Linked DNA regions of Mus musculus: region 2 is linked to region 1. The links are chromatin loops, found by intact Hi-C in ENCODE. Cell type or tissue: heart. All regions are shown on one strand.

The links. A loop is a pair of places that touch in the nucleus more often than their neighbours do. Peaks named below come from ENCODE experiments on the same cell type or tissue, not always from the same donor. Only the 100,000 strongest peaks of a DNase experiment are listed, where the experiment ranks them.
Region 2: it touches region 1 in a loop (2.2-fold over the local background); 3 of 42 quality-filtered maps call a loop at or near these places.

Annotation. Positions count from the first base shown.
Region 1 is chr6:30,895,404-30,897,903 of GRCm38, forward strand. Copg2 (coatomer protein complex, subunit gamma 2) reads right to left here and starts at 1,391. Exons shown (of 24, transcript NM_017478.3): 1 at 1,258-1,391; 2 at 139-191. The coding sequence starts at 1,294. It overlaps Tsga13 (testis specific gene A13), which reads right to left. Exons shown (of 8, transcript NM_054073.2): 8 at 1,578-1,840. The coding sequence ends at 1,671. In heart, a CTCF peak has its summit at 1,347; a DNase peak (open chromatin) is centred at 1,418; H3K4me3 peaks cover 1,880 bases; H3K27ac peaks cover 1,884 bases.
Region 2 is chr6:30,508,400-30,510,899 of GRCm38, forward strand. Tmem209 (transmembrane protein 209) reads right to left here and starts at 1,384. Exons shown (of 15, transcript NM_178625.4): 1 at 1,286-1,384; 2 at 267-403; 3 at 55-113. The coding sequence starts at 1,288. It also overlaps a transcript of Ssmem1 not described here. In heart, no CTCF peak of the experiment used is centred here; a DNase peak (open chromatin) is centred at 1,372; H3K4me3 peaks cover 1,874 bases; H3K27ac peaks cover 2,314 bases.

The sequences.
Region 1 (2,500 bases):
AGACCGATATTCAGACTGTCAGGTGGGTCTACGGTCCTTCACTGTTTTTTTGGCTGTCCTGACTTTTGTACTTCCTAGGTTCTTTGCCCATTATTCTCAAACAGAATTGATAAGGCACTGTACACATCCAAGCCATACCTCCTGCAAGACAGCACTCTTCTCCAAATGCTGGAAAGGATTGGAACCACTACCTATAGTATAAGAAAAAGAGAAGGTCTTCAATAGCTGGACTACAAAGACTTTTCTAAAGGAGGATATTGCATGCTTGGAAATCTCACCTAAACAGAATGATCCCTTGGAAGTCACAAGGACAACTATTACTAATATGCAAAGAAGTTGGATGAAGTAATTTTGATTCTGGTTCAAATTCTGTCATTGCCATACTGAGATATCTTGGACTTCTCCTGATATAGGAACCCTATCCAAAATGAGTGCCTTCATTCCCTGCTTCCCCCTCCCCCATCCCATGGATGTTAACAAATGTGTCGGTTTCCACCACCACCAAGAGTAATGAGATGACAGGACACTATGGATTTCCCTAAAAGCAAGCCCTATTTTATGTGTTTCACACATTTACTGAAGCAGAAAGGAACAGTTTCGCAGAGAGTCACAGATGTAAAGGCCATGCAGGATGAGGCCATGAAGGTCCACTAACCCAACCTTCCACCACACTTGTGAGAGCAGCTACCACTGAAGAGCTGAAGATTTTTTTTTTTTTTTTTGAAGAGGCTTGGCATCTTCCCCACTTGCACTGCACCACAGACAGGTATCAACACGCAAGTCACTTCTGGATGCCTGAGCATTCAATGAGCTGTGTCCCACCGGGCAGTCTTAACCCCTGGGAACAGGAGAATCAAGGCCCTTCAGAGTCCATAAACACGCAACCCTGGCCCGGTCGACCCCAGCTCCCAAAACAGGGGGTGCTCGCCCTGGGGCCTAACCCCACCAGCAACCCCAGGGTACCGAGACTTGCGCGCGCACCTCCTCGCCCCCCGACAGGGCCCCACGGAGGGCCGGCTCGGAGGGGCTCGATCGGGGGGCGGGCGCGGGGGGCGGGGACGCGCCGGGGCGGAGCCGCCGAGCGCTCGAGGCGACTCCCGGCCAGGAGCGCGCGGCCCGAGGGGAGGCCCCGGCGCCGGGGGAGGGGCTTCGGGCAGACCCCGCCGCTGCGGCCGCCCCCCAGAGCAGGTGGCTGCGGGCGAGGGAAGGGGGGAAACCCTTGCGCCTGAGAGTGGGCGTCCGGAGCGCCGCGCGTACCAGACTCCTCGTCCTTCTTGTCGAATTTTTTAATCATCTTGGACGGCTTCCCAGCGCCCAGACCCACCGCAACCGTCCCAGGCGCCGCAGCCGGCGAGCGGAAGACGCTGCAGGAAGGCAGGCCCTGGGTTCTCGCACCGGTTGGGCCGGCGGGCCGTCACTCGGGGCCAAGGCCCGCCCCCCTCGGGCCTCCGCGGCCGCCCTTGCCCCCTAGGGACGCAGGCACGCCCCCTGCTCCGCCCACTGCCGCACGGGGGCGTGGCCAGAATCTGCCCGGAGGCTCACCACGCCCCGCTTCACAAACTCTGCAAGCCAGGTCTGAGACAACAAACAGGGAACTTTATTTGGTTAGTGACTTCTCCAGGCCCCCTCAGTTCTTGGAGAGTGAGGAGTGGGGCTTTAAGTCTTTGTCTTCACCAAATGACAGCCGCATCTTTGACAATCCACTGCTGGGCCCTTCCATGGCGAAAGAAGCTCTCCCCTGGCACACTTCTTGTAGGCTTCTCTTCTAGGAGCTTTGAAAATGTCAGGGGTTCCCAAAATACTTGCGAAGTTGGTGTTTCACTCTCTGACTTCATGGAAACTACGACAAAGCATAGGACACGTTGAATGTGCGACTCTGAGAGCACTAGAAGCGTACTAAAAGGAAGGCGTGATGTGATCCATTTGAGGAGACCGAAAAGCTGGTCTTAATTTAACTTTCCAAGAGGGTAGATTTGGGGACTGCCATTCCCAACTTCTTATGATTCCTTCTTCACCCAAACCAGTGTAGTTTTCTTGGCTTTCACCATTTTCAAATGATTCAATCTGCATAACACTCAAGTAATTTAAGGGATACTCATGTGTCTCAGTGCTTTTCCAAATGTTTTCTCTTTTTTTTTTTTTTTTTTTGTCCTCGTCTCAGAGTATGAAAAACACGCTTTTAATGCCTTGGGCATCGAAGACATCACATTTCTAGAAGGTCTTTCCAGCTTCACCTGTTCTTAGGGCGTTGACTACTTTAAGATCTTAATGACAGTCCTTCCTCCGTTGAGGGCGTGGTTTGCCTCTTGGGCAACCTTCTAACCAAACTTGACAACTTCTACTCAGATCTCTCTCTCTCTCTCTCTCTCTCTCTCTCCCTCTCTCTCTCTCTCTCTCTCTCTCTCTCTCACACACACACACACACACACACACACACACACAAATGATAGGGCATCATTTGGGGGACAGAGATGTTAGCTTAGAAATGGCACCACTAGTA
Region 2 (2,500 bases), 390 kb before region 1:
TTACAAGCAAGTTTTCATATGTAGTAAATCTAAATTATAGTGGAAATTACTTACCGATATACCAGAGGGGCCAGTATGTCACATTATAATATGTACTGATTAACTTTCCAGTCCTGAAAAGATTAGAAAGGCTTTCCAGTTATTTAAATAAATAAATAACACGCCCACCACAAACCAACCAAACACTTAAAACCAAAACAAATATAAAAAGCCACAGTGCCAGCCAACAATAGTTAAAATTTTCACTTATGGGCTGATTAACTTACATTTCAGTATATATCATTCCAGCCATGGATACATTTAGGAGTCCCCAAGCTAAAACCACTTTCCTAGTTTCTGTTTCTTTTCTCATCTTGATGGTTCTGTCAATAAGGGAAGGATTGGGGCTTACGTCTCCTTGCATCTATTCAAAGGCAAAACAAAAAACAAAAAAACAAAACAGCCTGAAATGAAAAGAAACTACTCTTAAGAAATCAAAAATGTCTGTTGTAAAGTAACTGCTCCCCCCCCCAACTTTTCTCTTCTTTAAAATTTCTCCCCAACTTTCCCCTTTAATATTAGTATATGAAACTTTAATATTAGTATACACAACCCTGAAATATCTTCTTAGGTACCACAGAAAAATCAGCAGGGAACTTGCTGGTTATTTCAGAGAAGCTAATGGTTCCAATAAATTAAAATGTTTTGCTACATAATGTAATGGTTTGTTATTAAGTTCGCAAAGAGTTCTTTTGTCTCTGCTTCGAGTTACTACATCTAGATGAAGAGACACCAGATATCAACTTTTGTCATTACTGTGTCAGACCCTAACCTTGACCATGGAGTGATACAGGCTTAGCATCTCCTTTTGGTGATGAAATTGTAAAGCTTTTCTCACGGGGTGGACGGGTACTATTCACGTGAAGAGTCAAGAGAGAGACGGGAACGGGAACACGTGCGTTCAGTTTGGGTTACTAAAACTGTCATCTCCTTTGTCTCGCTAGGCTCAGCTCTGCAATCACTGAGAGGGCAGCTCCCGGGAGTCATATTCTAGAGCACATTAGCATCCTTCCCGCCTTCCTGCCCCGCGCCAAAACTCTCCTCGGAGAGCTTCCCTCCCTGGCTACCTCAGTACGAGCTTTATAATTATCCTTCATGTGTCTTTCTTCCCTTGCACTACAAGTGGCAAGATTCCTAGCTACATCATCCCCTGGCTGAACCTCAGGCACAACTTTAGGTTTGGAACTCTGAGGGAACAGCACGGACTCCATGTCCAGGAAGCACAAGACAACCCCCCCAAACGCACCATGTTCTTCAGCAGGAAGCCGTGGACTCGCGCCACTCCCTACTGCACATGCGCAGAGGCAAGACTAAGGCGGCGGCGGCGGGCAAGCCGGGCTACAGTTACCGGAAGAACCGGGCCCTCTCTTCTCGCGAGAGGGAGAGGGGTGGGGCAGAAGGACCCGAGCCGCGATCGTTGCCAGGGGAACGCCCTCGGATTTGTGCCTCCTACTTAGCTGCAGGAAAAGGCTGAGCTGCAAAATTCAGACCAGATTCTGAACACTTAGTAAAAAGTAATGATTGTAGCAAGCTGAAGTTTGGATATTACTAATTGTAGCTTTATCTAGGGCCCCCTACGGCTAATTGGTAGGATACAAGCATGCCTGATGTGTTAGACACACTCAGCAATGACAAAGCATTTTTCCTCTTTTGAAGTGTTTTCTCCCTCAATTGGTTTGACCCAATGTAAATTCTCAAATATCCACCTTATGAGGATGCAGCATTAGGAAGAAAAACTGGAACGTTCTATTGAAGTTAGTGGTGGTTTTGGGGTTAAAAACAAACAAACAAACAAAACCCCACCTTTGCCCTGAATGTTCTTTGAAAGAACTGAGAAAAGAGTCACCAGGGAGGTGAGTGGTTTTCCTTAGTAGCTAGTGCAAGTTCTGACAATACGCCATGTGTGGAGTACGAGGCAGGGATGGGGGCTTGGCTTCCTGGCTATTGTTCTAAAGAGCTTTGCCTGTGTCCTGCAGGTGAGGACAGGGAAGCAAGTCCAACTCTGGAAGAGCTTTCTTGGGAGTGGCAGCACTGGCCCAACTAGTGGCCAGCGTAGCCAGTGCCTGGAGAAGTGTGCCAGCCAGGCCTTGGTACATACATGCCTTTAATCCCAGCAATCGAGAGGCGGGGGCAAGTGCCTCTGGAGTTCCAAAGCTAGCCATAATGACATTGTCTCAAGATAGTAACTAAATATCAAGATTAAACAGAAGAAAATGAAGTTTCATTGTGGTAGTGCATAGTGTATGCTCTTAAAGAGCTAATAGGTTTTTAGGTTTTTTTTAAAATCATGTTTATATTGTCTTAGTACAATGTTTGGATCTGGACATAGATTTGGAGATGAACTAACTTGACAATTGTTCCAAGAGAACAGGTTCAATTCTGTCAGTATACAGTCAAATCCAAAATGACAGCTCATTTCTCCACATGTAAGTCTATCTAAAAAGGCCCAAAGATTTATTTA